Regions from separate parts of the Homo sapiens genome. Here region 2 is linked to region 1. Evidence: read pairs that join two places in POLR2A ChIA-PET (ENCODE). Cell type or tissue: GM12878. All regions are shown on one strand. Links, peaks and the distances in the headings refer to the core of each region. The heading gives the core; the rest is flanking DNA. Region 1 overlaps MRTFA (myocardin related transcription factor A). Region 2 overlaps LOC124905123 (a long non-coding RNA gene).

What was found. ChIA-PET counts read pairs that join two places held together with the same protein. Peaks named below come from ENCODE experiments on the same cell type or tissue, not always from the same donor. Only the 100,000 strongest peaks of a DNase experiment are listed, where the experiment ranks them.
Region 2: POLR2A ChIA-PET joins it to region 1 with 6 read pairs; 10 of 35 experiments call an interaction of 5 or more read pairs at or near these places.

What each region holds. Positions count from the first base shown.
Region 1 is chr22:40,588,807-40,604,453 of GRCh38, reverse strand. It overlaps MRTFA (myocardin related transcription factor A), which reads left to right. Exons shown (of 15, transcript NM_020831.6): 2 at 9,719-9,780. Among named protein-coding and RNA genes, the nearest start is that of MRTFA, 40 kb to the left of the region's middle. RefSeq lists enhancers at 9,880-10,089, 10,670-10,869 and a silencer at 10,715-11,009. In GM12878, for the core only: a CTCF peak has its summit at 6,820; no DNase peak of the experiment used is centred there; H3K27ac peaks cover 494 bases.
Region 2 is chr22:40,656,419-40,672,065 of GRCh38, reverse strand. It overlaps LOC124905123 (a long non-coding RNA gene), which reads left to right. Exons shown (of 3, transcript XR_007068110.1): 3 at 11,101-12,473. Among named protein-coding and RNA genes, the nearest start is that of MCHR1, 15 kb to the left of the region's middle. RefSeq lists an enhancer at 6,732-7,247. In GM12878, for the core only: no CTCF peak of the experiment used is centred there; no DNase peak of the experiment used is centred there.

The DNA.
Region 1 (15,647 bases), core at 6,050-8,549:
GTCTTAGGTAACTAACAGTTTTAGGGCCGGGTACGGTGGCTCACGCCTGTAATGTCAGCACTTTGGGAGGCCGAGGCGGGCGGGTTACGAGGTCAGGAGATTGAGACCATCCTGGCTAAGACAGTGAAACCCTGTCTCTACCAAAAATACAAAAAATTAGTCAGGTGTGGTGGCGGGCGCCTGTAGTCCCAGCTACTCAGGAGGCTGAGGCAGGAGAATGGCGTGAACCTGGGAGGCGGAGCTTGCAGTGAGCCGAGATGGTGCCACTGCACTCCAGCCTGGGCGACAGAGCAAGACTCTGTCTCAAAAAGAAAAAAAAAAAAAAGAAACTAACAGCTTTTACTCAGGTAGATTATGGAGATCACTGGTTCCAAGAATCACTTTGTTCTTTATCTGTTTTCCAAGTTCACCAGATCATGACATTAGTAAAATTTATTTTGAAATCTTTATTATGGAACATTTGAAACACATATAAAAACAAGGAGAATAATGCAATGAACCACCACCATGGGCCTGTCACCCAGTTTCAACAGTATTCAGGGGCTGGGTGCCGTGGCTTATGCCTATAATCCCAGCACTATGGAAGGCCAAGGTGGGAGGATCACTTGAGCCCAGGAGTTCAAGGACCAGCCTGGGCAACCTAGTGAGACCTCATCTCTATAAATTAAAAAAAAAAAAAGTAAAAAAAAAATTTTTTTTTTCAACATGTGACCAATCTTGTTTAATATTACTCCACACCTCCTCCTTCATATTTTAAAATAAAATTCAGACATTTTGCCATTTCATCTGTAAGTAATTCAGAATAATATAGTCGATTTAAACACTAGTTAACTCTTGGAAAAACCAGAAGCAAAAATTCCGTTTGTCTCCTTGAATCTCAGTGTAGATGCCGGCTGGTGAATTTCCATGTGCTAAGCCACTCCCAAGACCTGACTCACTATCAAAAGCATATACTCTATTGTAATTGCTGAAATAGCAGCAGTTTGTTAGAATATGTTATGGTAGTTAAGTATGTTTCTATTGGATAGAGAGAGGTTACCAATAAGAAAAAACTCCTATGTCAGAGATAAGTTTTTCCATTTGGAGATCTGATACTTTTTGATGTTGTAAATTACAGGCCTTTAAGATTTGTCTGGAAAATGAAAATGAAATGTGGTTTGTGGATTAATAGGGTAAATTCCTGTAGTTCTTTATGGGTGAATTCCTGAGAGTCATAATTAGCAGTAAAATGAAGAGCTGAAGTGTCAGAAGCCTCGGAGCTAGAAAGACTTCTCTAAGCCTAGGGAGGTAGACAGTTTAGAGCTTCGGCCAGAGGGAAAGTCACATGGCATTAGTAGTGATTATAGTTAGTTTTATTCTGGAAGTTAAAGTTGTAACCTAGACCTCTGTAAATAGCCTAGTGTGTACATAAAATTTTCTGGAGGAAGGGAAGGCACTATTTTTTCAGCAAATATTTTAAAGGATTAAGTACTGTCTTGTAAAAATTAGAGATTGGCACTGAGTGAATGGTTGGACTAGAACTGTGCTTTCTTGTGATGCCAGTTTTTTGTGAAGAAGAAATGAAGGGGGACAGAAATGATCATAATCACCTTTAACTATTGTTTTTTGAGATGGAGTCTCGCTCTGTCACCCAGGCTGGAGTGCAATAGTGTGATCTTGGCTCGCTGCAACCTCCACCTCCTGGGTTCAAGTGAATGTCCTGCCTCAGCCTCCTGAGTAACTGGGATTACAGGCACATGCCACCACGCCTCGCTAATTTTTTTTTTTTTTTTTTTTAAGTGGAGATGGGGTTTCACCATGTTGGCCAGGCTGGTCTTGAACTCTTGACCTCAGGTGATCCAACTACCTTGGCCTCCCAAAGTTCTGGGATTACAGGGGTGCCTTTAACTATTTTTTAAACCAACCACATAGGAGAGCAAGACCTTGATTCTAGGAGGCTACAAGTCCTAGCCCTGCTGTGACTGCAGCCTTACTTTCTCTTTATCCTGAATCACCACGATTCTTCTGTTTGTAATATTGGCAGATGGTGGATGTGGTGATCCCAAGTTCATTCTTGGCAACTTATTTTGAAAAATCTGCTGTTTTATTCTTCCTGCTATACTCCCATATCCCTTAGTTAACTCCTGTATTGAAGTACTTAGCACACATGACTTGAATAGGGATTTTGTCATAATCATTTGTGTTTCCTTAGCATCTAGCACATGGTCACTTGGAAAATATTTGTTGACACATGATGATCACTTTCCAATGCTGAGATGGTGTGATTTTGTGATTTCTCCAATGACCTTGACCTAGATTGTGATACTAGTGGTAGTCTTGTATAGGTCCCTCTCTGTGTTGTTCTTCTTCGTAGGTGCTTTGTTCTCAGGCTCTGGACCATTCTCTTGTTTTGGGACATTCCAGGGAACAGGAGAGAAAAATTTGCATTTAAAACAAAAGGAGTATGTTACATCGATGTTCCTCATTGCCAGGATCACTGGAATGTTCCAGTTGCTATCAGGATGAATTCACTGTTGGTAACAGATGCCAGGGACTCATTATATTTTTGTTATTCTTCCTCATTTACTGAGATTTGACCCCCTACCTCTGATTGTGATGGGAAAGGGATTTCAGTCTTGATCTTCAAGCTTTATATTATTTATTTAATTTTAATTTTTCATTGTTTTTAAAGAGACAAAGTCTTGCTCTGGTACTCAGGTGGATCACAGTGGCACATCCATGGCTCAGTGTAACCATACCCAGCTGATCTTCAGGCTTTAAAGGTTATGGCCAGTCATTCAGAATTAATCAGTATCAAACGATGAGTATTTTTTTTTGTCATCTATGTGATAACTGCTGAAATTAACTTATTATAAAACTAGGCTAGAGTCTAGGCTAAATTAAATTTGTGTTTTGTCAGCTACTATAAGACAGTAAAATGGAAGTATTAAAAAACATTATTTCGAAGTTGGGCATGGTGGCTCATGCCTGTAATCCCAGCACTTTAGGAGGTCAAGGCAGGAGGATCGCTTGAAGCTAGGAGTTTGACACCAGCCTGGGCAAAATAGACTCTGTCACTACAAAAATAAAAAATTAGCCAGGCATGGTGGCACATGCCTGTAGTCTGGCTCCTCTGAAGGCGGAGGCAGGGAGGAGCACTTGAGCCAAGGAGTTTGAGGTTGCATTGAGCTATAGATGTGCCACTGTGATCCAGTCTGCACAATAGAGCAAGACCATGTCTCAAAAAAACAAAAAAAAGTTCAAAAACTTAAAAATTGTAAAGTGGGTTTTGCTTTGCAGTTTCAAAAGGAAAGAGCTATATCTACTTCTCTGGAGCTACTATGTCTGAGTCTTAATAATGGTCAAACAGGAGATGCTTATTATGGGATGCTGGCAGATGAAGGGAAAACTGGGAACTTTATTATAGAGTTTGAAACTCTTCTTATAAGTGGACAGTTTGAGATTGTAGTTTTTTTGTTTTGTTTTGTTTTGCTTTTTTTGAGACGGAGTCTTGCTTTGTCACCCAGGCTGGAGTACAGTGGCACAATCTTGGCTCACTGCAACCTCCACCTTCCGGGTTCAAGCTATTCTGCCTCAGCCATCTGAGTAGCTGGGACTACAGGCGTGTGCCACCACGGCCGGCTAATTTTTGTATCTTTAGAAGAGACGGGGTTTCACTACGTTGGCCAGGCTGGTCTCGAACTCCTGACCTTGTGATCCGCCTGCCTCGGCCTCCCAAAGTTCTGGGATTACAGGCGTGAGCCACCAAGCCCAGCCAAGATTGTAGTTTTTTATTTTGTAAAGTATTGCATATGTTATGGTACCTTAATGAGCACATGAGCATGTTCGGTTGAATTCTGCATCTGGGTTGACCAGCAGGCTACATAGGCCTTCTTTATTTTCTCTCTCCCTTTTTAATATATACAGGTATTGCTTCCATTTTCCTCTTGTCACCTTAATCAAATATAATCTCAGCCTCTCAAAGTGCTGAGATTACAAGTGTGGGCCAGCATGCCCTGCCTTAACTGTTCTTTAAAATCTCTATGCACATCACACCGATAATCGGAAAGGAAAGATTTGTGGTGGATATGAAAGGCAGCAGAGTGTATTGCTTCTTGTAGGAGGTTATGGATATGCCTAGGAGCACAGTGGTTTCTCTTGACTCCTTTAAGACTCTTGGATCGCTTTAGTCATTACCAGCACTTTGCATGGATTCGCATTTCTGCCTCCCTTACTTGTTTCAGGGGGCCTAGTTTATTTAATCTTCTCTTTGGGTGCAGAAGAAAGAGCAAACAGAGGAATCAGGCAGAGAGAGATTAAGATTTTTTTCATAGGTGTTCAGTTTGAGGAGATATGTAACAATATCTGTTGAGGTGGACTGCTTAAAAACCACAATTCCAAAAAATCCCCACAGTTTATTCCTTTAACTGGAAATTGTTATTTTCCCTCTGCTTTTTTTTTTTTTGATAAGTCAAACCTCTAAATTGATTTTCTTTTGTCTTTCTTCCTTTTCCTTTTTCCCCTCTTCATTCCATTTTTGTTCCTTTCCCTTCACTTCTTTTTTTTTTTTTAAAGACACAGCGTGTCTCACTCTGTCGCTCAGGCTGGAGTGCAGTGGTGTAATCATAGCTCGCTGCGGCCTCAACCTCCCGGGGTCAAGCGATCCTCCTACCTCAGCCTCCTGAGTAGTTGGGACTTTAGGCAAACACCACCATGCCTGATTAATTTTTGTATTTTTTGTAGCGATGGGGTTTTGCCATATTGCCCAGTCTGGTCTCAAACTCCTGGGTTCAAGCAGTCCGCTCGCTTCTGCCTCTCCCAGAGTGTTGGAATTACAGGTGTGAGCCACTGTGCCTGGCAACTTTCCTTTTATCCTTTGCATTCTCTTCCCCTAAATTAAAATGGATTAGTGGCATTCTTTCCAAAGAAGTGCTTGTTTGAAAGAAGACCCAGAATTCTATGAAATTGCTTTTTTTCTTTGTGGGAAGTTTATTTTTTAGAAGATAAGGATAATGTCATCTTAGATTGTAAAAATTATTCTCATCCCCTTTGGAATGTAAGGAAATCTTTTAAAAGCTAAATTTCCACTGGAGAGTCTATGTGCGTATGTATTGAGCCAAAAGTATTGAAAATAATTGCTATAGTTTTCTAATGCCCAAGTTTTTTTTGTTTGTTTGAGACGGAGTTTCGTTCTTGTTGCCCAGGCTGAAGTGCAATGGCCCGATCTCGGCTCACTGCAACCTCCGCCTCCTGGGTTCAAGCGATTCTCCTGCCTCAGCCTCCTGAGTAGCTGGGATTACAGGCATGCACCACTATGCCCAGCTAATTTTTCTATTTTTAGTAGAGATGGGGTTTCTCCATGTTGGCCAGGCTAGTCTCGAACTCCCAACCTCAGGTGATCAGCCCGCCCCGGCCCCCCAAGGTTCTGGGATTACAGGTGTGAGCCACCACGCCCAGGTTTTTTTTTTTTTTTTTTTAGATGGAGTTTCCCTCTTGTTGCCCAGGCTGGAGTGCAGTGGCACAATCTTGACTCACCGCAACCTCCAGCCTCTGCCTCCCGGGTTCAAGCAGTTGTCCTGCCTCAGCCTCCCAAGTAGCTGGGATTATAGGCGTGCACTGCCACACCTGGCTATTTTTTTTTTTTTTTTAAAGTAGCGACGGAATTTCTCCATGTTGGTTAGGCTGAACTCCTGACCTCAGGTAATTCGCCCTCCTCAGCTTCCCAAAATACTGGAATTACAGGTGTGAGCCACTGTACCTGGCCTCTAATACCCAAGTTTTTAAGGAACAATATTTCCAATTTTGGGGGGGCACACACATCTAATTTTTAAAATCTTCCCAGTTAGGGAATGGATATTTAAACTTTTCTGTTGTAATTTCAAAAACAGTGTGTTTAGTAGTATGTAGTAGAATAAATACATTGTACTAGTAATCAGATTCTGGCTCATTTTTCTTTTATCAGATCACTGAACTCTTGTGCTGTAGTTCCCCAACTGAAAATGAAAATACTGGATGTGTTAGTTTCTGAGGTTCTTGTTATAAAAGTGTAGTTATTCTAGGTTTTATTGGCATTTCTCTAATGCTGATAAAAGATTAAGATAATTTTGCTTGTAATACTATTCATATAAAAATAGAATTCATTTCAATATAAAATGAGTTAGACTTGGATTCTAAAGGGGCTTAGTCAGTGAATGACTAAAACAACCTTTATATAAGATGGTCTCATGTAGCAATCAATTTCAAGATCCATTCTCTAGGAGGCTGGGGAGGGGCGGGGGAGGGAAACAACCACCAAAAAATAACATTGTCTGACAACTTTGAGCTAAAATCCAGGATCTTAATTTGAGATTAATGTAAGAAATCTGTCAGGTATTTTTAAAAAGTAACTCATCACTATTTAGGAGTTGACTTTTTCTGTTGTAGCTTTCATTGAAGGACTATTGTTTTAGTCATTCTCTCCTAAATTCCTTTTCCTGAGACTAAAAGATTGAGCTCATACCTTTGCATAACGATCTGGAGAGTATTTTAAACTTGGCATGTTCAAACCTGGCAGACTCGATTAATATGTGGACAAACTAGCACATTAGAACATTTTTTAAGTTCCAAGCCATAAATGTTTTAAATGAACATGGGCATGTATAAAATTAATACTTAAGCCTTCAAATAGCACAGACTTTCAAAATGCCTGTTGCCTTGGGTGACTGATTTTCAGTGAGGCTCTCGCTTACCCTACACATTTCTTCCTCTGCGTGAAGCAGTGCCAGGCACAGAGTCAGGAGAGGGTTTGCTCCTTTGGCGCTCTACTACCCTCTGCTTTCGGCAGAGAAAAGGCTGCTGTTTTACTTCTTAAACTCCTACCATATGGAAAGCTTCTAAAAATAAACTTTGGATTTGTATTGGACTTCTAAATTTGTAACCTTCTTTATCCATGACTAAAGCCAATGTAAATACCTTTAGCTACTCTACATACAAAGCTGTGGCACCGTTTTAGTAAGAAAGATCACCAACCATAATATTTAAATTATCAACTGAATTAGTTTACCTTTCATTTATGTCTTAGTTGGCATGGATAAGGACCTGGTTGTGTTGTCAAGCAAAAACTAGTTGGTGGTTTTTAGTGAATCCACTTTAATTTTTTGTTCATGAATTGTTGGTGTAATTACGTAGCAGACGTATTCGTGAGAATGTAGAAGTACACTAGCTTTTGACACAACAGATTGTTTAAATGGATCGTTATTCACTTTGTAAATTCTGGTCAGTTGGGCCTTCTATCAGCAAGTATATAATGAGCACCTGTTACTTGCCAGGCACTGCTAGGTCTTGCGAGATACAAAGTTGTATAAAAGATGATTCTTGTTCAGACAAGTAAGAGAGAAAGGAAGAAGAAAACCTGGGGACAACCAAATGTTTTAACTGTGTTAACAGAGAAATAGATGCTATGAGAGCATGAGAGCATGGAGGAGAGATGAGTAGAGTAATAGTTGGCTTTTTTTTTTTGAGACAGAGTCTCACTCTGTTGCCTAGGCTGCTGGAGTGCAGTGGTGTGATCTCGGCTCATTGCAACCTCCACCTCCCAGGTTCAAGTGATTCTCATGCCTCAGCCTCCCGAGTAGCTGGGATTACAGGTGTGTACCACCACTCCGAGCTATTTTTTTGTTGTTGTTGTTTTTGAGATGGAGTCTCGCTCTGTTACCCAGGCTAGAGTGCAGCAGTGTGATCTTGGCTCACTGCAGCTTCTGCCTCTCGGGTTCAAGGATTCTTGTGCGTCATCCTCCGAGTACCTGGGACTACAGGTACGTGCCACCACGCCCAGCTAATTTTTGTATTTTGTATTTAGTACAGACAGGGTTTCACCATGTTGGCCAGGCTGTTCTTGAACTCCTGACCTCAAGTGATCCGCCCGCCTTGGCCTCCCAAAGTGCTGGGATTACAGGCGTGAGTCACTGCGCCCAGCCTAATTTTTGCATTTTTAGTAGAGATGGGGCCAGGCTGGTCTTGAACTCCTGGCCTCAAGTGATCCTCCCACCCTGGCCTCCCGAAGTGCTGGCCTTTTCATAGGTGTTCAGTTTGAGGGTATATGTAACCATATCTGTTGAGGTGGACTGCTTAAAAACCACAATTCATTTATTTAATTGGGAATTGTTTCTCTCCCCTCCTTTTTTGATAACAGTCAAACCTCTAAATTTATTTTCTTTTATCTTTCTTTCTTCTTCCAACTGAGCTACGGCACTCAGCCTCAGTTGTATCTTAAATAATAAAAATTATTTACAACAGAGGCTATTTTTTTTTGAGTGCCAGGATTAATGTTACCCGCCAGGGAAAAGAGAACATTCTAGGTAGTAGGAGAAACAGTAGAACTATCAAAGACAGTATGTTCTAGGAGGAAGTTTGGTGTGGGTAATGGGGAGGAGGAGGGACATTAGTGGCCAGAGAGCAAAGGCTTGTGAGACTGGGTGGGATCAGATTATGAAAGGCTTCAGGGCCAGGGAGATGGGAGAATTATGTGATCCCAGGAGGTTGAGGCTGCAGTGAGCTGTGATCATGCCACTGCACTCTAGCCTGGGCAACAGAGTGAGACCTTATCTCAAAAAAAAAAAAAAAAAAAAAAAAAGACTTTAGATATACCATTGATTCTGTCTCTGTTATGTCTTTGTTCTCTTTTCCTTGCCTGGAAAGACTTTCTCCACTCTTTGCTGATCTAACTTATTTTTAAAGGTCCAGCTTTAGAGCATCTCTTACGTAAAGCCTTCCTCTCTTTTCCCCAGAGCTTGCTGATTTTTTACTGTGAATGATTGCACAAAGAGGCTGTATTATGCCTCATAATAAGGACTTCCATTTCTTGAACTGTTTTTGTTTTGTCTTATCTGTCCAGTTAGTTTCTCAACTCCTTAAGGGAAGAGAATGAATCCTCTTCAGCACCTGGTATTAGTGCTCATCACATTGTGAGGACTCAAGAAGTAAATGATGAATGTAGAACACTTATACATACAAACCATTATGATAACCCACCTACGGTGGTAGAGATTGCCTATGTTTATTTAAAAGGCATTTCTCGGCCGGGCGCGGTGGCTCACACCTGTAATCCCAGCACTTTGGGAGGCTGAGGCAGGTGGATCACGAGGTCAGGAGATCGAGACCATCCTGGCCAACATGGTGAAACCCCGTCTCCACTAAAATACAAAAAAAAATAGCCCGACGTAATGGTGCACACCTGTAGTCCCAGCCTACTTGGGAGTCTGAGGCAGGGGAATTGCTTCAACCTGGGAGTCGGAGGTTGCAGTGAGCTGAGATTGCGCCATTGCATTCCAGCCCGGCGACAGAGCGAGACTCCTTGTCCAAAAAAAAAAAAAAAAAAAAAGGCATTTATCAACACCAATAAGAGCAGTTTTCAGAGGTATAGGACAATTGTCATTTGGATATAAGGATATAAAATGAGTTAATAAAAACACTTGTCTCATAGAGTTGTTGTGAGAATTAGTTTTAATATTTAAGTACTTGCAACAGTATCTAGCATATAGGAAGTGCCCAATCAGTGTTACCTATTATTTAACTCCACTTACATGGGCCTTTTTTTTTTTTTTTTTTTTAACCAGTGACAGAACTCTTAACACTGTTGTGTGCATGGAGAGGATTGAAAGGAGATAAGAAACAGCTTCTTACCTTTGAAACCAAACGCCTTTTAGGAATGGGAAGAACTGTTTATATTGCATGAACTTTTATTTTTCTGTTTGTGTTGTAGTGATCGGAGGGTATGGTTGGCATGGAATTGAATTTCATCTGTCTGTGGGAATTGTAAGCAAGGTAGGTCCCAGATTTATTTACTCTTCCCTCCCTCCTTTCCTAATGTGGTCGTTAGTATCTTCAATTGTACTGACCTAGAATAGATCAGATTTGACTATTGTTTGGGGAAACATTATCTTTTTCAGTCTCACTCATCGTGCCTCCTGATGGTCTGTCCTGTGGTTTAATGTTGTGGACTACATCTAGTATCTCATTAGAATGTAGAGAATGCTAAGAAACAACATAACCAATGTAAAATTTTGGTGGTCCTAGAACAGAACCATGAATTTACACATGTACCCACCCACACATACCCCTACCTCTTTAATCCAGTCCTTGAGGGCAGAAGTTTTTGTGTTGGAGCCATTATGTAAACCAATTTAGGGTGGTGGGTAATGGTAGGCTAGCTTATTCTGATCACTCTAAAAATCAGTAGCCTGTGTGAATGGTAGACTAAATGCAACAAAGGACCTGACTAGACAGTAGCCAGGCCATTACTGGCAACTGTAAATTTTGTTACTGATGACAGGATCTGTCCATCTGTAACCACTAGAGTTTGATTTGACACAACATGCTTTGTTCCTATCTTAAGCTCCTGGGCCTGAACAAAAGTACACCAGATAGAGCTTTGGCTTATGTATCTGTCTTATGTCAGGTGCCTGCAAAAAGAGCTATAGATGGCAGTTCACGCAGCTCTGCAAAACTATTTCTGTCAGAATATTTCCTGTCAAGGTAAAGGCTACTGCTAGTTCATGTAGTTCTAGTTTTCTACCACCATAAGTATGTTGAGATTCCCGTTGCTTATTGGTACAGGAGACCTGGCTCAGTTGCAGAGTAAACTTGACAGTCAAAACGGAACTCCCCAACCAGGAATCCTGTAAACTTGTGTGTGGGGTTCTATGGGTTGATGTCAGTCTGGACTCTTGCTGCATCTACACTTAGCACAGGTTCTTGAGACTGGCTTTCTCTCAGTCACAAAGAAGAGATTAGTACATTGCTACAGGGAAAAACAGTGTAGCCACTTCCTATAGCAGAAGGAACATGGCCTTGGAATTGACGCTGCTGTCTAGGAAGGAGGAGGAGACGGTAGATTAAAGTTAAACTTCTGTAAATGAATCCTTTGTCATCATCTAGTGGTCTGAATTTTCTGGGTGTGATCTGTGTGGTCAGTAAATTATCTTTTTTCTATTGTTCTACTTTTATATTGGGGTAATAAACTATTCCATGGAAATACTGTGTGATAAAATTAATGGAAAGTAAAGAAAGGTACCAACTTTTATTGAATTCCTGCTGGAGTTAGGCATTGTACTGTAAATTTTCATGTATGTTCTTTTACTGAAATATATCAAGTTCATTGATATTACAGCTTTTCAAGTCTAGGTGAATAATATTGTGACTCAGTGTCTTGAACTATTTATAATAGCCATTTAGAGGAAATAGAATTTTGTAGTGTTTTATGTTACTTCATTTGTTTTCTGGAGAAGGAAAGAATAATTATATGAGTTAATTTTTTTCTTTTTTTGGGGGCTTGCTACTGATTAGCCAAAGGCAGGGTGGAGACTGGCGGGTTTGAAATTAGAGACACCTGTGCTGTTTTGGGAAGTTGAGGCTCTTGACCTAGGATTTGCTGAAGTTGGTGCAGGAGAGGTCAGTGTAGGTTAATATTTTCAGAGCTCAAAGCAAGTGTGGATTGGGGTTGTTTATAGGTGCAGTTTTGCTTGATCTCTGTATCTGCAAATGGAGTAAAAAAGTACAGTACTGCTGTTTTGGGAAACTTCTGCAAAAGTCCCTGAGCCAATGCAAATTAATTTTCTTCAAAAATACCAAGAAAATTCCCCATTTGGCTGTTTCACCTGGTTGAGGGAATTGACTCTTGTCATTATGCTTGTAAAGAAATTACCAGGCTGGGTGTGGTAGTTCATGCCTGTAATTCCAGCACTTTGGGCGGCTGAGGTGGATGAATTGCTTGAATCCAGGAGTTTGAAACCAGCCTGGGCAACATGGTGAAATCCTGTCTCTACAAAAAACACCAAAAAAAATTAGCCAGGCATGGTGACATGTGCCTGTAGTCCCATTTGCTAGAGAGGCTGAGGTGGGAGGATTGCTTGAGCCTGGGAGGTAGAGGCTGTAGTGAGGTGTGATTGCATCACTGCATTCCAGCCTGGGTGACAGAGTGAGACCCTGTCTCCAAAAAAAAAAAAAGAAAAAAAAAATGTCCACAGATTTTTTTTTTTTTTTAAGTTAAGAGACAGGGTCTTGATTTATTACCCAGGCTGGAGTGCAGTGTGGAACATTTACAGTTCACTGTAGCCTTGACCTCCTGGGTTCGAGTGATCCTTCTGCCTCAGCCTCCGGAGTAGCTAGGACTGCAGGTGTGTGCCACCACGCCTGGCTAATTAAAAAAAATAATTTTTTTTTTTTTTTTTTTGTAGAGACTGAGGTCTCACTGTGTTGTCCGGGTTGGTCTTGAACTCCTGGCCTCAAGTAATTCTCCTACCCCGGCCTCCCAAAGTGTTGGGATTTACAGGCATGAGCCACCATGCCTGGCCCACACATTCTTTTAAAACAATTATAAATTTGATTTTCTGTTTTTAAATTTTCTCTTGAAATTCTTCTCTCATGGGAGATACCATCTCTATGTCTTTCAGTCATGCAGTAATTGGGGGTCAGAATAAATTGTTCAGCTCTTTCCTAGGTGATATGCAATTAAACTGAAGTCTTCCTTCTCCTTTGGACTTGTGCATATATCTATGAAAGAAGAAAATCTGGTTAAGAGCAGCAGAATTACCTGGAGATACTATACTGTCCTTTCAAGGGCTGAAATGGACACATTAACATTTCTTAATCTATGCATTTTTCCATTTTTATTTTTCTGTCTATTGAATGAATTACTGTACTTTTCCTCTTGGCCACTTCCTTTTTATGGTTTAGTGAGATAAACTTAATATAATTTTTCCTTCTTTGTTGAACAAATGTTAGTTCTTTAAAAATAACTTTGAGGTATAATTTATATACTACAGAATTTACCTGTTTGAAGTGTACAGTTTATTTTTAGTAATTTTGTGGAGATGTGCAACCATTACCCCACTCCAGTATTACATTTCCAATACCCCAGAAAGATCCCTTGTAAACACCATTTTTAAACTTCCTTTGAAGTAAGGCGCACATTTTATTAAGTTCTGCATCGGATTTAATCTTCCACTCATGAAGTTTTCCACCACTCTGCGTATTGCACGTCTTCTTTCCTCCTCTTCTTTATATATTAGTTTCTTATTACTGGTCAAACATACCACTCTTTTGTTATTTTTATTACATTTTCTCAACACTTTTTAAAAAGTGTAACCTTGAAAAGAAGGGATTTAGCTTTTATTCAAAGTTATTTTTTTCTTTGAAAGTTGTTATCTTTTTTTTTTTTTTTGAGACGGAGTCTCGCTCTTTTGCCCAGGCCGGAGTGGAAAGTTGTTATTTTATAATGCCTCAGGCCTCTCAGTAAGAGCTCGTTATTATTTCTGGGTTTTCTGTTCACTTCATTTGCTATTTATTTATTTATTTATTTATTTTGAGACGGAGTCTCGCTCTGTCGCCAGGCTGGAGTGCAGTGGCGCGATCTCAGCTCACTGCAGCCTCCACCTCCCAGGTTCAAGCAATTCTCCTGCCTCAGCCTCCTGAGTAGCTGGGACTACAGGCGCGTGCCACCACGCCCGGCTAATTTTTTGTATTTTTTTGGTAGAGACGGGGTTTCACCATGTTGGCCAGGATGGTCTTGATTTCTTGACTTTGTGATCTGCCTGCCTTGGCCTCCTAAAGTGGTGGGGTTACAGCTGTGAGCCACCGTGCCCAGCTGCTATTTATTTATTTTTAAAGGGAATAATTTATTGGTTATTTCTTGTGTGTGTATACAGACTAGGTATTAGCTGATTTGGAGAATTCTGCTCTGTGCATAAGTATTCAGATACTCAGTAAAAGATGTGAATATTGTCATACACTTGAGCTTTTCCTTTTTTTTTTTTTTTTCTTTTTTTGAGACAGAGTCTTGTTCTGTTACACAGGCTGGAGTGCAATGGTGTGATCTTGGCTCACTGCAGCCTCCGCCTCCGCCTCCTGGGTTCAAGCAATTCTCGTGCCTCAGCCTCCTGAGTAACTGGGATTACAGGTGTGTGCCACTATGCCCGACTAATTTTTGTATTTTTAGTAGAGACGGGGTTTCACCATGTTGGCCAGGCTGGTCTCAAACTCCTAACCTCGTGACCCACCCACCTCGACCTCCCAAATTGCTGGGATTACAGGTATGAGCCACCGCGCCCGGCTACACTGGAGCTTTTTAAAGGCTTACCTACCATGTTGGTTTGTCTCATTAATGATGATGTTAAATCTCATCATTGGTTGAGTTCCTGTCTGCCAGATTTATCCATTGTAAACTGTCTTTTCCCCTTAGTGATACATAATCTATACAGCCATACTAATTATTTACTTTTGATATCTCTTGTACAGAAGTGCCATGTAGTTGTCGTAGTAGCAATACATCTTCTTAGAGCAACAAACTAACCTGGCTAACAGTGTTTAAAAATTGAGTATTATGTGGAAGACAGTATGCAAAAAATGCAAAAAAATGAAGTTCAGAATTCATTTAATTTAAGCTTCTTTGTAATGTGAAGTTTTTTTTTTTTTTTTTCGAGACGGAGTCTCGCTCTGTCTCCCAGGCTGGAGTGCAGTGGTACGATCTCAGCTCACTGCAACCTCCGCCTCCCGGGTTCAAGCGATTCTCCTGCCCCAGCCTCCTGAGTAGCTGGGATTACAGGTGTGTGCCACCATGCCTGGCTAATTTTTGTATTTAGAGATGGGGTTTCACCATGTTGGTCAGGCTGGTCTTGAACTTCTGACCTTGTGATTCGCCTGCCTCGGCCTCCCAAAGTGCTGGGATTAAAGGTGTGAGCCACCGTGCCCGGCCTTGTAATATGAATTTTTAAGTGCAGAGTTTAAATACAGTTGCTTAAGAGCCTTGGGACGCAAATTTAGTTTTCCTTGGGTCATAAGGAATTTTTGTTGACAACCTTTTCACAGTTGTACTTTAGTAGACATTATTAGCATGTAGTAGACATTATTAACATTTTTCATAGTTTTCAGACAAGTTCTTTCCTGCTTTTAAAATTCCTTCCTCCAGTCTTCTCATGTATCCCTTGGAACAATACAGCTCTTACTGAGGGGTCTGGAGTTATCTGGGTTTGAACCCTGGCTCAGCAGTTACTTAACCTCTCTGTACTTCACTATTCTCCTTTGTAAAATAGAATAGTAATACCTCATACGTTTTTATGAGGATTAAATAGGCATTTGGCACTTTTGTTGGTCACAGATGTTCAGTAAGCCTGTATATTATTCTCAGTCTGATAACACTTGTCACATAGTAGGCAGTGATTTTTTCCTTTATAAGCTGTACATGTATACATAAACATATAAATGTAGCTCATAGATGTTGCTCAAGGAAATAATCATAGACATTCCTGCTGTAATTGTCTCTGTCACAATCTTGGGGGGAGATTTAGATTCACTTTTTTAGGATACTTGTAGGATCCATATGTTAACCATACACCCCCCAACCATGTCTACATTTGCTGCATATTACTTTGAATATAAGATTTCGGCACTGCGTAGTGCTATGAAAAAAATGGTAAATATTATTTCTACCTCAGACTATATGATCTTTTTTTTTCCCCTGAGACAAGGTCTTACTCTATTGCCCCAGGCTGGAATGCAGTGGCGCAATCATAGCTCATAGCAGCTTTGCACTCCTGGACTCAAGCAGTCATCCTGCCTCAGCCTCCTCGGTAGCTAGGATTGCAGGCATGTGCCACTATGCCTGGCTAATTTTTAAATTTTTTGTAGAGATGGAG
Region 2 (15,647 bases), core at 7,601-10,100, 66 kb before region 1:
TTTTAAGGAGCAGGTGTCAGGGAACAGAGTGAGTCAGGGAAGAAGGAAAAGCCAGGATAAGGGTACATTGCCAAGTTTGCTGCTGTGGGCAATGGGGGCTCAATTTGTCCAGGCTCTCCCGGGAAGTTTAAGAATGTCTACCAGCCGGGCACGGTGGCTCACGCCTGTAATCCTAGCATTTTGGGAGGCCGAGGCGGGTGGATTGCCTGAGCTCAGGAGTTCGAGACCAGCCTAGGCAACACAGTGAAACCTGTGTCTACTAAACCACAAAAAATTTGCCAGGCGTGGCAGCGCGCGTCTGTAGTCCCAGCTACTCGGGAGGCTGAGGCAGAAGAATCGCTAGAACACGGGAGGCGGAGGTTGCAGTGAGCCGAGATTGCACCACTGCACTACAGCCTGAGCGACAGAGTGAGACTCTGTCTCTTAAAAAAAAAAAAGAAAATCTGGGACCTCCTCCCTCTTTCTCAGGTAGCTGAGGCATGAGAACCACCTCTAGGAGGCAGAGGTTGCAGTGAGCCAAAAAGGTGCCACTGCACTCCGGCCTGGCAACACAGCAAGATTCCGTCTCAACAACAACAAAAAAGTTCCGTTTTAGGCCAGATGCGGTGGCTCACGCCTGTAATCCCAGCAATTTGGGAGGCCAAGGCAGGTCAATCACGAGGTTAGGAGATTGAGACCATCCTGGCTAACACGGTGAAACCTCGTCTCCACTAAAAAAAAAATACAAAAAATTAGCCGGGTGGTGACGGGCACCTGTAGTCCCAGCTACTCGGGAGGCTGAGGTGGGAGAATGGCATGAACCCGGGAGGCAGAGCTTGCAGTGAGCCGAGATCACACCACTGCACTCCAGCCTGTGCGACAGAGTGAGACTCAATCTCAAAAAAAAAAAAAAAAAAAAAGTTCTGTTTTAGACATGCTACATTGGAGATGTCTATTCACTTCCTAATGGAAGTAGTGGTTAGCAGTTGGATGTAAGAGTCAGAAGTTTTAGCCAGGCGTGGTGGCGCATGCCTGTAATCCCAGCCACTCAAGAGGCTGAATCAGGAGAATCGTTTGAACCTGGGAGACGGAGGTTGCGGTGAGCCAAGATCAGGCCATTGCACTCCAGCCTGGGCGACAGAGCGAGACTCTGTCTCAAAAAAAAAAAAAAAAAAAAAAAAAAAGAAGTTCAAGGGAGAAGTCATGCCTGAAGATAAAAAATGTTTATTTTATTTATTTATTTATTTATTTATTTATTTATTTATTTTGAGATGGAGTCTTCCTCTGTCGCCCAGGCTGGAGTGCAGTGGTGTGATCTCGGCTCACTGCAAGCTCCAACTCCCGGGTTCATGCCATTCTCCTGCCTCAGCCTCCCGAGTAGCTGGGACCACAGGCGCCTGCCACCAGGCCCAGCTAATTTTTTGTATTTTTAGTAGAGATGGGGTTTCACCGTGTTAGCCAGGATGGTCTCGATCTCCTGACCTTGTGATCCTCCCACCTTGGCCTCCCAAAGCGCTGGGATTACAGGCGTGAGCCACCGCGCCCTGCCATTTTATTTTTTATTTTATTTAGCAATCTCAAAAGCTCACAGAGATATAAATTTAAACTGATGAGACTGGATGTGCTTACTTAGGGAGTGAGTGTGAATAAAGGTGTTGTGAGGACTGAGCTCTTGGGCATTCCAAAGTTTACAGTTTGGGAAAATGAGCATTACTGTCCAGTATCTCCTCCTCTTCCACATGCCATAGTCTTCCCATCTCCATTTACTCATCCTTTCATCCATCAGACAAATCATTACACAGCATGTACTACATACCAGGCACTGTGCTAGGCTCTGTGGATACAGTGGGGAAAAACGAGCAAATGCCTGGTATAAGGGAGCTTAAACTAAAGTGGGGAGAGACAAATAATGACAAGCAAGCTGATAAGTGAACGAGATGTCCTTTTCAGGGTTCAAATCCAGACAAATCCATGTAACTTAATCACAAAGGGCTTTAGGGACTCACAAAATCATGGCTCTGGAGTTAGGCCATCCCTGCCATTATCTGCACTACCAAAGTGACTGAGCCTGGCCAGAGGAACTTAAACCAAGACTGAGCAGCAAGGGAAGCAGAGAGGGGTGGGTCTGAGCTCTCTGGCCTTTGAATGGTAGGAGTGAAGGTGGGAGGAGTGAACACTGAGCAAGTCAATCCATAATGCCAGCTACACAGGCTGATTACTGACTGTTTTTAGTGTCACTGAGGAAATGGATGGGGTGATGAGAGTGACTGGGGGTGAAGGGGTCTTTTAGAGAGGGAGTTAAGGATGTCCTCTTTGAAGAATTCAGGTAGCATGCTCAACACCCATTCTACTACAAATGATTACTTTAAACCAGTGAATCAACAGCAATCTCATTCCTCTTGCCAGTGACTGTTTCAGGGGTGAGCATGTCTACTGGACACCCATGTGCATCTCTTCAGGTCCTTTTCACCACACCTAGCTCATAGTTCATCCATTGACCTGCTCTGGCACAGTCCCCAACAAAGTCCAGGTACAGGTGCAGATACAGCTGTGACCTCACGGTGCTGTGTGCCTTTTACCCTCTGTCTTGGGTCTTCTCTGTTGCTGCCACAACTTAGAATCTGGGAATCCACGGAGTGCCCTCGCATGAACAACCCAGAAGTGCAGGGAGAGTTAATGCTCCTTAGGGGAACCTTTGACCAATGTAGGGTGGAAGCCATGGATAGGTACTTTCCCCAGGATTCCCCAGGACATACCATCCTGAGGCATATTTCATGTAGCTTCCCAGCAGCCCCATAGGTTAGAGCAACCAAACACTTTTAGCCCTGGCCAACCGGAAATCATTGCTTTGTTGCTATCTGCTTCTCTGCTTTGCTCCTCTACCCTCCTTCCTGATTCCCAGGATCGCTCTTCCCAGTAAAATACCGACACACCCCCTTTGTCTCAGGCTCTGTTTTCTGGGAACTGGAGGCTAAAGCAGCATGTGACTCATTCTTACTAGTGACAGTAAAGGGGAGGAGTGTTGTGGTGAGAGGCATTTGGTAAAGATTTCCTTGTTCTTGCAAAGATGATACAAAACGAGATTGTCTCTTTTGCCCCCTTTGAACTTTGTTTTGCCTGGACATGACACTGGTGTATTAGTTGGTTCTCACACTGCTATAAAGAACTCCTTGAGACTGGGTAATTTATAAAGCAAAGAAGTTTAATTGGCTCATGGTTCTGCAGGCTGGGCAGGAAGCGTGGCTGTGGAGGTCTCAGGAAACTTAAAATCATGTTGGAAGGTGGTGAGGAAGCAGGGTCATCTTACATGGCAGGAGCAAGAGGAAGCAAGCGAAGGGGAAGGTGCTACATACCTTCTTTTCTTTTCTTTTTTTTTTTTTTGTTTGAGACGGAGTTTCGCTCTTGTTGCCCAGGCTGGAGTGCAATGGCATGATCTCGGCTCACTGCAACCTCCGCCTCCTGGGTTCAAGCGATTCTCCTGCCTCAGCCTCCCCAGTAGCTGGGATTACAGGCACCTGCCACCACACCCGGCTAATTTTTGTATGTTTAGTAGAGACAGGGTTTCACCACGTTGGTCAGGCTGGTCTCGAACTCCTGACCTCAGGTGATCTGCCCGCCTTGGCCTCCCAAAGTGCTGGGATTACAGGCATGAGCCACCACACCCGGCCAGCTACACACTTCTAAACAACAAGATTTCATGAGCACTCACTATCACGAGAACAGCAAGGGGGAAACCCGCCCCCATGATCCAATCACCTTCTACCAGGTAACTCCTCCAACACTGGGGATTACAATTTGACATGATATTTGGGCAGGGACAGAAATCCAAACCATATCAGTTGGGAACACTTGCAGCAGTGGAAAGTGTCCTCATTGATGGGATCCATCGGGTTGTCAGAAGGAAACAGAACAAACTCAAACAGGGAAATGCAGGAGAGTTTAGTAAAGGGCCTATTTGCCAGGGTTTGGGCATAGCTAAGGGAGATCAACAGGGAATGCTGAGCAGTGTGCTGGGGCTATGAACAGCAGAGAGCCACTGCCGCTCTCAGGCCTGGGGGCTGAGGGAAGGGGAGAAGTGAGCAGAATCCAGAAAGAGCAGTTAAAAAGTGAGGGAGCCCGGAATGGTGGCTCACGCCTGTAATCCCAGCACTTTGGGAGGCCAAGGTGGGCAGATCACCTGAGGTCGGGAGTTCGAGACCAGCCTGACCAACATGGAGAAACCCTGTCTCTACTAAAAATACAAAATTAGGTTTGGTGGCACGTGCCTGTAACCCTAGCTACTCGGGAGGCTGAGGCAGGAGAATTGCTTGAACCTGGGAGGCGGAAGTTGCGGGGAGCTGAGATTGTGCCATTGCACTCCAGCCTGGGCAACAAAAGTGAAACTCTAACTCAAAAAAAGAAAAATAAACAAATTAGCCGGGTGTGGTGGCTGGTGCCTGTAATCCCAGCTTCTTGGGAAGCTGAGGCACAAGAACCTCTTGAACCCGGGAAGCAGAGGTTGCAATGAGCTAAGATTGCGCCACTGCACTCCAGCCTGGGCAACAGAGCAAGACTCAGTTGCTGTCTCAAAAAATAAAATTTTTTTTAAAAGTGAGGCGGCCAATCAGCAGTAACCTGGCAGGGAGCAGTCCAAAGGAGTAAATAATCTGACCTCACTCTCCTCTTGCCCTCTGACCTCTGTCTGTTGATGCTGTTCTTGAGGGTCAGCATCTTGGGGCCCAGGGCAGGGTGGAAAGGGTGAAAAGTGAATTTAAAGGGGCAAATGGAAAATCAGCCCCACTGATTCAGGAGGAGGCGTTCAAGTTGATATCATCGTGTAATTAATTATTGAAATGACTAGGTTTTTTTTTTGTTTGTTTTTGTTTTTGGAAACAGAGTCTTACTCTATTGCCCAGGCTGGAGTGCAGAGGCACGATCTCAGCTCACTGTAACCTCTGCCTCCTGTGTTCATGCAATTCTCCTGCCTCTGCCTTCCAAGTAGCTAGGATTACTAGTGTGCACCAACACACCCGGTTAATTTTTGTATTTTTAGTAGAGACAGGGTTTCACCATGTTGGTCAGGCTGGTCTTGAACTCCTAGCCTCAAGTGATCTACCCACCTCCACCTCCCAAAGTGCTGGGATTACAGGCATGAGCCACTGTGCCTGGTCAACAACTAGGTATTTTGTTATCCTCTGTCAATCCAGATAAGGAAACTGAGACAAAATTAATATAGAGAGTGATTTGGGCCACGGTTGAGGATTATAGCTTGGAAAACACTGAGAAGTGCTCAAAGAGAGGCTTGAGTTTTTAAAGAGGATTAATCAGGAGAGGGGGCGATTACAAAAGTTGAGTTTCAAGGATGCTCACTGGGTTAAAGAAATAACACTGATTAGTGACTAGCTGTACACTGTTGAGTTATAGCAAGTGAATTACAGTGTCCATTGTGTGGTGTTTTATGGCTACTTGGCATCAGTCAGTCTAGAGCCCACACAGCAAGTGGCTTCCAGAGCTGATTACTTAGCTGGAGGGGGAGTGAGACGTGACTGCTGTCACATTTCCATGCCTTTCTGGGCCTGATAATTTAAAGAGGGCTCACAGCCCGGAAAACACTGGGAAGTGCTCCAGAGAACCAAGGAGAGGCTCAAGTTTTTAAAGAAAACAGGATGAAAAGTTGCTTTTCTTTTTTTTTTTTTGGAAACAGGGTCTCACTCTGTTGCCCAGGCTGGAATGCAGTGGCATGATCTCACCTCACTGCAACTTCTGCTTCCCGGGTTCAAGTAATTCTCCTGCCCCAGCCTCCCATGTAAGCTGGGACTACAAGTACCTACCACCATGCCCGGCTAATTGTGTGGTTTTTATTTATTTATTTATTTGGCTCTGTTGCCCAGACTGGAGTGCAGTGGCACAATCTCGGCTCACTGCAACCTCCGCCTTCTGGGTTCAGTGATTCTCCTGCCTCAGCCTCCCAAGTAGCTGAGATTACAGGCACGCACCACCACTCCTGGCTAATTTTTGTATTTTTAGTAGAGACAGGGTTTCACCATGTTGGCCAGGCTGGTCTTGAACTCCTGACCTCAGGTGATCCACCCGCCTCAGCCTCCCAAAGTGTTGGGATTACAGGCATGAGCTACTGTGCCCGGCCAACACCCGGCTAACTGTTTGTATTTTTAGTAGAGATGGGGTTTCACCATATTGGTAGACTGGTCTTGAACTCCTGACCTCAAATGATCCACACGTCTCAGCCTCCCAAAGTGCTGGGATTACAGGTGTGAGCCACCATGCCTGGCTGAAAAGTTGCTTTTCTTTCTCATCTCATTTAATAGATGAAGTGAAGTGCCACAGGTTGGGTTTTCTGGGAGCAGATGCTGGGGTGGAGAGAGGAGTACCAAATGTGTCTGTGGGGTGAGCGCTGGCCAAGGAAGAAGGGAAGCACATCGGGAAGGGGTCCAGAGATTGTGATGCTGACCTGACAAGGGCTCTGCCAGCCCAGTGGGAAGCCCCAGAGCAAGGCAGTCCAACATTAGGCAGAAGTGGCCAGGCCCTGGCACCACAGCCCTGCCTAGTCGGTGGCTGGGAACCAACCCAAGAAGCGTGTGATCCCAGCTCAGAAGCTGAAACAAGGCTTCTCCAAAATCCAAAAATAGAATTACCATATTATTCAGCAATCCCACTTCTGAGTCTATATCCAAAGAAAATGAAATCAGTATCTCAAGAAGATATCTGTATCCCATGTTTATTGCAGCATTACTCACAATAGCCAAGTTATGGAGTTAACATAAGTGTCTGTATTAGTCAGGGTTTCTCCAGAGGGACAGAGGCAATAAGATATATATGAAAGGGGATTTATTAGAGGGAACTGGGTCACGCAATTACAGAGGCAAAGTCCTACAAGGGGCTGTCTGCAAGCTGGAGAACCAGAGAAGCCAGTACTGAGGCTCAGTCCAAATTTAACAGACTCAGAACCAGCCAAGCAAACAGTGCAGCCTCCAGTCTGAGACCAAAGGCCTCAGAGCCCCCACGAGGCTGCTGGTGCAAGTTCCAGATTCCAAGAGCTGAAGAACCTGGAGTCTTGTTTTCCAAGGGCAGGAGGAGATAGAGGCAGCCAGCTCCAGGAGGGAGAGCATGAGCTGAGTATCCCCACTCTTCTGCCTGCTTTGTCCTAGTGGTGGAATGGGGTCGGGGGTGGGCAGCAGATGGGATGGTGCCCACCCACACTGAGGGCGGGTCTTCCTCTCTCAGTCCACTGAAGCATACATCAATCTCCTCTGGGCTGGACGCCATGGCTCACGCCTGTAATCCAGCACTTTGGGAGGCCGCGGGGGGTGGATCACCTGAGGTCAGGAGGTTGAGACCAGCCTGACCAACATGGTGAAACCCCATCTTTACTAAAAATACAAAAACTAGCCAGGCGCTGGGCGCGGTGGCTCACGCCTGTAATCCCAGCACTTTGGGAGGCCAAGGCGGGTGGATCAGGTCAGGAGATAGAGACCATGCTGGCTAACATGGTGAAACCCCGTCTCTACTAAAAATACAAAAAAATTAGCCGGGCGTGGTGGCGGGCGCCTGTAGTTCCAGCTACTCGGGAGGCTGAGGCAGGAGAATGGCGTGAACCCGGGAGACAGAGCTTGCAGTGAGCTGAGATCGTGCCACTGCACACCAGCCTGGGCGACAGAGTGAGACTCTGTCTCAAAAAAAAAAAAAAAAAAACTAGCCAGGCATGGTAGCAGGCACCTGTAATCCCAGCTACTTGGGAGGCTGAGACATGAGAATCACTTGAATCCAGGAGGCAAAGGTTGCAGTGAGCCAAGATCATGCCATTGCACTCCAACCTGGAGACACAGGGAGACTCTGTCTCAAAAAAAAAAAAAAAAAAAAAAAAAAAAACTCCTCTGAAAACACCCTCACAGGCGCATCCAGCAACAATGTTTCACCAGCCAACTAGGCATCCCTCAATCCAGTCAAGTTGACACCTAATACTACCCATGGCAAGTCCACTCCTTGTCAGCTTGGCATCCATAAACATCTCCTTAAACCATACTTAATCTCCTCAAGTAAAGACAGTGACAAGGTCATAATTCTGCCTAAATGAAACAATTACCCTGTGCACAACTGAAAACACACTAATCCGGTCTCCCAGAAGAGGAGGTAAAGTTCTTGAGTGATATTTACTGTGATTATTCCGTAACTTGAATAGTATGATGTAAAATTCACAATTCTTAGGCTGGGCTTGGTGGCTCATGCCTGTAATCCCAGCACTTTGGGAGGCTGAGGCGGGAAGCTCACTGGAGCCCAGGAGTTCAAGACCAGCCTGAGCAATATAGTAAGACCCCCGTCTCTACAAACGAATAATTAAAAAATTAGCCAGGCATGGTGGTATGTGCCTGTAGTCCCAGCTACTTAAGAGGCTAAGGCAGGAGAATCCCTTGAGCCCAGGAGTTCAGGGCTGCAACGAGTCATGATCGTGCCACTGCACTGCAGGCTGGGCAGCAGAGTGAGGCTTGGTCTCAAAAACAAAAGCAAACCAAAAAACCATCCATATATTTCAACATTTTTTTTTTTTTGATATGCAGTCTCACTCTGTCACACAAGCTGGAATGCAGTGGCGCAATCTTGGCTCACTGCAGCCTCTGCCTTCCCTGTTCAAGTGATTCTCCTGTCTCGGCCTCCGGAGTAGCTGGATTACAGGCGCCTGCCACCACGCCTGGCTAATTTTTGTATTTTTAGTAGAGACGGGCTTTCACCATATTGGCCAGGCTGGTCTCCTGGCCTCAGGTGATCCTCCTGCCTCAGTCTCCCAATGTGCTGGGATTAGAGGTGTGAGCCACCGCAGCCAGCCAACTTTTTTTTTTTTTTTTTTTTTTTTTAGATAGAGTTTTGCTCTTTTGCCCAGGCTGGAGTGCAGTGGCGTGATCTCGGTTCATTGCAACCTCCGCCTCCTGGGTTCAAGTGATTCTCCTGTCTCAGCCTCCCAAGTAGCTGGGACTACAGGTGCGCACCACCACACCCAGCTAATTTTAGTATTTTTAATAGAGACGGGGTTTTACCATGTTGGCCAGCATGGTCTTGATCTCTTGACCTTGTGATCCCCCTGCCTCAGCCTCCCAAAGTGCTGAGATTATAGGCGTGAGCCACCGCGCCCAGCCTAATTTTTGTATTCTTAGTAGAGATGGGGTTTCACCATGTTTGCCAGGCTAGTCTTGAACTCCTGACCTCAGGTGATCCCCCCGCCTCAGCCTCCCAAAATGCTGGGATTACAGGTATGAGCCACTGCGCCCGGCCTCATTTCAACTTTTTGATCATTGAAAAAAAATCTTAAATTAATAAATAAATTAATAATTAATGAATCCTGCAAAGTATTGCCACCTACCCAGTGCTGCAACTGCAACTTCAAAAGGCCATTCCACCATTCTATTAAGCCAGCTGCTTCAGGATGGTGGGGGACATGGTAGCACCAGCGAATTCCATGAGCATGAGCCCACTACCTTACTTATTTGACTGTCAAGTGGGTTCCTTGGTCAGAAGCAATGCTGTGTAGAATACCATAATGGTGGATAAGACATCCCACAAGCCCACACATGCTAGTTTTGCCAGAAGCATTGCGTGCAGGGCAGGTAAGTCCTTATTCAGAGTAAGTGTGTGTTCCAATAAGGACAAAACCCTACCCCTTCTATGATGGAAGTCGTCCAGCGTAATCAACCTGCCACCACGTAGCTGGCTGACCACACTGGGGAATGGCGTCCTAGTGGGGGCTCCCTGTAGGTCTTGGCTGCTGGCAGATTGGGCACTGAGTGGTGGCCATAGCCAGGTTGACCTTGGTGAGTGGAGCCCATGTTGCTGAGCCCATGCTTAACCTCCATCCCTGTCACCATGGTCACTTTGTTCATGAGCCCACTGGAGAATGACAGGGGTAGCTAGGGAAAGGGGCTGACTGGTATCCACAGAATGGTTCATCCTATGCACTTGATTATTAAAATTCTCCTCTGCTGAGGGCACCCTTTAGTGAGCATTCACATGGGACACAAATATCTTCACATCTTCGGCCCACTCCGAGCAGTCTATCCACATACATCTTTCCCAAATTTCTTTGCCACCAATTTTCCAATCATGTTTCTTCCAAGTCCCTCACCACCCGCCAATCCATGGACTACAGCCCATGAATCAGTATATAATTGCACATCTGGCTGTTTCTCCTTCCAAGCAAAGTGCCAGCCCAGCAGGAAGCTTCAGAGGAAAGCAGTCCAACATTAGGCAGAAATGGCTGGGCCCTGTACCACAGCTCTGCCTAGTCAGTGACTGGGAACCACCCCAAGAAGAGTGCAATCCCAGTTTAAAAGCTGAGGCAAGGTTCCTCCAAAAACTAAATACAGAATTACCATACTAGGCCGGGCGTGGTGGCTCACGTCTATAATCCCAGGACTTTGGGAGGCTGAGGCGGGAGGGTCACCTGAGGTCAGGAGTTTGAGACCAGCCTGGCCAACATGGTGAAACGCTGTCTCTACTAAAAATACAAAAATTAGCCAGGTGTGGTGGTGGGCACCTGTAATCCCAGCTACTGAGGAGGCTGAGGCAGGATAATTGCTTGAACCTGGAAGGCAGAGGTTGCAGTGAGCCGAGATCAGGCCACTGCACTCCATCCTGGGCAACAGAGCGAGACTCCCTCTCAAAAAAGAGGAAACAAAAATCAAAGGTCTGGTATTAATCTTTTCATTGTGTATAGTTCCCTGGTAGATGGTCTCAGATACTCCTGGGGAAGGCTAGAGGCAGATTCCCAGCCCGTACTTGTGGAATTGCAGGGTCCTTTCTTGCAGGTATCCAGCTTTTACTTCTTCCAGGACTTCTGGAACAAGGGCTGACTCAGGTTTGGAAATTGGGTGAGAGACTGTGCTCTCAATCACGGTGGCTAAAGTCAGATCTCTGTTGACCAAGCCTGAAGTTTTTCACGTACACACATCAAGTAGCAACTTAGTGGATGTGCTGTTTATATATTTTGGTTCCACAGACTCCATGGTCAATTAGCCAAATCAATCTCTGCAGATCAGACCATCTGGGTAACTCCACTGGCCCTGCCTATTACAATAACCACATTCACTCTCCTCCAGAAATTAAGTAAGTGCTGCAACTTGCTTTCTATCACTGCAGGCTCTACACATCCCCAGTGAAATGAGGAAGCCCACTTCAGCTGCTGCCGTCCCCGCTGGCAGCTCTCACCAGGGACTGTTCAGAGGCACCGGTATTTCCCTTCCCAGTGAATTTCTCAAAGTCTTGGTTTTCTGGGGGATCAACTTATGAGCAACCAAAAAAAATACAATGTTTACTACAAACTCTGTTAAGGGGTTATTTATTTTGAAAGCAACTGGGAGCCACTAAAATGTTTTTTGTGTTTTTTTAGATGGGGTCTTGCTCTGTTGCCCAGGATGGAGTGCAGTGGCACGATCTCGGCTCACTCCAACGTCTGCCTCCCAGGTTCAAGCCATTCTCCTGCCTCAGTCCCACCCCAGCTCCCTGTCCCTAGTGGCTGGGACTACAGACGTACGCCGTTTCATTCTGAAATGTGTCTCCCGGTCTCGGAGGTGGGGCCTGCTGGGAGGTGATCGGATCATGGCGGCAGATCCCTTATGAATGGTTTAGCACTATCCCCTTGGTGATGAGTGACTTCTCACTCAGTTACTTCACATGAGAGCTGCTTGTTTAAAAGTCTGGGACCTTGGCCAGGTGCGGTGGCTCACACTTGTAATCCTAGCATTTTGGGAAGACGAGGTGGGCGGATTGCCTAAGCTCAGGAGTTCGAGATCACCCTGGGCAACATGGTGAAACCCCATCTCTATTAAAATACAAAAAATTAGGCTGGGCGCAGTGGCTCACACCTGTAATCCCAGCACATTGGGAGGCCGAGACGGGTGGAACACAAGGTCAGGAGATCGAGACCATCTTGGCTAACATGGTGAAACCCTGTCTCTACTAAAAAGCACAAAAAATTAGCCGGGCATGGTGGCAGGCGCCTGTAGTCCCAGCTACTCAGGAAGCTGAGGCAGGAGAATCACTTGAACCTGGGAGGTAGAGCTTGCAGTGAGCCAAGATCACGCTACTGCACTCCAGCCTGGGTGACCGTGCAAGACTCCATCTCATAAATAAATAAATAAATAAATACAAAAAATCAGCTGGGTGTGATGGCACACACCTATAGTCCCAGCTACTCGGGAGGCTAAGGCAGGAGAATCACTTGAACCCAAGAGGCGGAGGTTGCAGTGAGTCAAGATCGCGCCACTGCACTCCAGCCTGAGCGACAGAGTGTGACTCTGTCTCCAAAAAAAAAAAAAAAAAAAAAAGTCTGGGACCTCCTCCCTCTCTCTTGCTCCCACTCTTGCCATGTGACGTGCCTGCTCCCCCTTTACCTTCTGCCATGATTGCAAGCTTTCTGAGGCCTCAGCAGAAACCAAGCAGATATCAGCAACATACTTCCTCTACAGCCTGCAGAACCATGAGCCAATTAAACCTCTTTTCTTTATAAATTACCCAGTCTCAGTTATTCCTTAACAGCAACACAAAAACAGCCTAACACATAAACCAAAAGCAACGCTGAAACTCCTGGGCAACTGAAGCGATTAATAATATCATCACGGCCTTGAAAAATTCTGGGGTGGTGATTTTATCAATTTCCCCTTCATTCTTCAGTTTGGCCAGTGAAGATGGCAGATGGGTCTCTGAGAGAATGACAGTGAATTACCATAAACTTAATTATGTGACAACGCCAACTGCAGCTGCTGTTTCAGATATGTTCTCATTGCGGGAGAAAATAAACACAGTCTCCCACACCTGGTATGCAGTTACTGAGCTGACAAATGCTATTTCTCTATTTCAAGAAGAAGAGGTCAGACACCCTGCTTTCATGCATCAGAGTCATCAATACACCTTTACCATCTTGCCTCGGGACTCCATTAACTCTTCTGCCAGTTCTCCAAACCTCAGACTTTAGCACATCCTCATTACACAAAACACAATGCTATTCCACTCTACTGACAACATTATGCTCCTAGGGCCTGGGAAGCAGAAAAGTGTAGGTATCCTAAATGTGACAGAAATGTCATGAAAACACAAAGGCCCAATTTCTCAGTAAAGGTTTTGGGGTCCAGTGTTCTGAACACGTCCCGATTTATCCTACAAAGTAAAGAACAGGCGGGGTGTGGTGGCTCACGCCTGTAATTCCAAATCTTTGGGAGGCCGAGTTGAGAGGATCACTTGAGCCTGGCAGTTCAAGACCAGCGTGGGCAACATAGTAAGACCTTGTCTCTACGAAAAATAAAAAATTAGCCGGGCATATGGTGGTGCATGCCTGTGGTCCCAGTTACTCAGAGGGCTGAGGTGAGGAGGACTGTTTGAGCTTGGGAGGTTGAGGCTGCAGTGAGCCATGATCATGCCACTGCCACTCCAGCTTGGATGACAGAGCAAGACTCTGTCTCCAAAAAAAAAAAAAAGTAAAGAACAGTTTACCTTACGTTACACCCACTACCACAAAAGAGGTGTGATTAGCCAGGTGCAGTGGCACACACCTGGGCACCAGCCCAGGAATTCGAGGCCTCAGTGTGCTATGATCACGCCTGTGAATCACACTACACTCCAGCCTGGGCATATAGCAAGATCCCATTCCTTAACAATTAAAAAGAGAGAGAGAGAGAGAAGTGATATTTCATGAGACTCTTTGGATTTGGGAGTCATTATATACTATTTGCTGTTCCAACCCATTTACTAGATGACCTAAAAGCTACCAGCTTTGGCCGGGCGCGGTGGCTCACGCCTATAATCCCAGCACTTTGGGAAGCCAAGGCGGGCGGATCATGAGGTCAGGAGATCGAGACCATCCTGTCTAACACGGTGAAACCCTGTCTCTACTAAAAATACAAAAAATTAGCTGGGCATTGTGGCAGGCGCCTGTAGTCCCAGCTACTCGGGAGGCTGAGGCAGGAGAATGCTGTGAACCCAGGAGGCAGAGCATGATGCAGGGAGCCAAGATCACGCCACTGCACTCCAGCCTGGGCAACAGAGTGAGACTCCGTCTCAAAAAAAATAAAATAAAATAAAAACAAACTACCAGCTTTGAGTGGAGCCCTGAGGAAGAGAAGGTGCTGCTACTTGATTCAAAAGGCCTTGCAGATCCAGTGAGGTGCTAAGGGTTTCTGTAGCAGGTGGGGAGAACCAGATAAAGCTAGGTCATCCACTTTCCCTGTGGGCACCACGCTTCTGTGATGTCTGAGACAGAATTGGACTTTTTTTTTTGCCTCCATCAAGTATTAGGAATCCCCATTAAGCACCAGTGGTCACCTCAGGCTATAGGCACTGGTCTGAAGTGCCTGTGTCCGAGGCTTGGTTTCACTTGCCAGAAATTGTAAGAGCTGCACAAGCTGCTTATGGTCTACTTTATTTATTTACTTATTTTTAATTTATTTATGAGACGGAGTTTCACTGTCGTTGCCCAGGCTAGAGTGCAATCGCATGATCTCTGCTCACTACAACCTCCGCCTCCTGGGTTCAATTCTCCTGCCTCAGCCTCCCAAGTAGCTGGGATTGCAGGCACCCGACACCACACCCGGCTATTTTTTGTATAGTAGAGACAGGGTTTCGCCATGTTGGCCAAGCTGGTCTCGAACTCCTAACCTCCAGTGATCCACCCGCCTTGGCCTCCCAAAGTGCTGGGATTACAGGCATGAGCCATTGTACCCAGCCTGGTCTACTTTCTTTAAAAAGGAGCTGTGTGATTTTTTCTTTTTTTTTTTACAAAGATGCCAAGACAATTCATTGGGGGAATGAATAATATGGAAGAGCCAGATATCCACATGCAATTAAAAAAAAAAAAAATGCAGCCTGACACTGTGGCTCATGCTTATAATCCCAGCACTTTGGGAGGCCAAGGCAGGTGGATCACCTGAGGTCGGGAGTTCGAGACCAGCGTGACCAACATGGTGAAAGCCCGTCTCTACTAAAATTACAAAATTAGCTGGGCGTGGTGGTACATGCCTGTAATCCCAGCTACTCGGGAGGCTGAGGCACGAGAATTGCTTGAAACCAGGAGGCGGAGGTTGCGGTGAGCCAAGATCGTGCCATTGCACTCCAGCCTGGGCAACAAGAGTGAAACTCCGTCTCAAAAATTAAAAAAAAAAATGCAGTTGGATGCCTGTCTCACCCGATAAACAAACATTAACTTGGCCAGACATGGTGGCTCATACTTGTAATCCCAGCACTTTGGGAGGCCAAGGCAGGCGGATCATGTGAGGTCAGGAGTTTGAGACCAGTCTGGCCAACATGGTGAAATTCCATCTCTATTAAAAATGCAAAATTAGCCAGGCGTGGTGGCATGTGCATGTAATTCCAGGCTACTCGGGAGGCTGAGACAGGAGAATCACTTGAACCTGGGAGGCAGAAGTTGCAGTAAGCTGAGATCGCGCCATTGCACTCCAGCCTAGGCAACAAGAGCAAAACTCCATCTCAAAAAAAGTAAATAAATAAAAATATCTCAAAATGGATCACAGACCTAATTGTAAGAACGAAAACTATAAAACTCTTAGAAGAAAGTGCAGCAGTAAACCTTGGGTAAGGCAAAGACTTCTTAGATTGACACCAAAAGCACAAGCAAGAGTAGAAAAAATAATAGATAAATTAGACTTAATAATGATTTTAAAATTTTATGGGTTTTT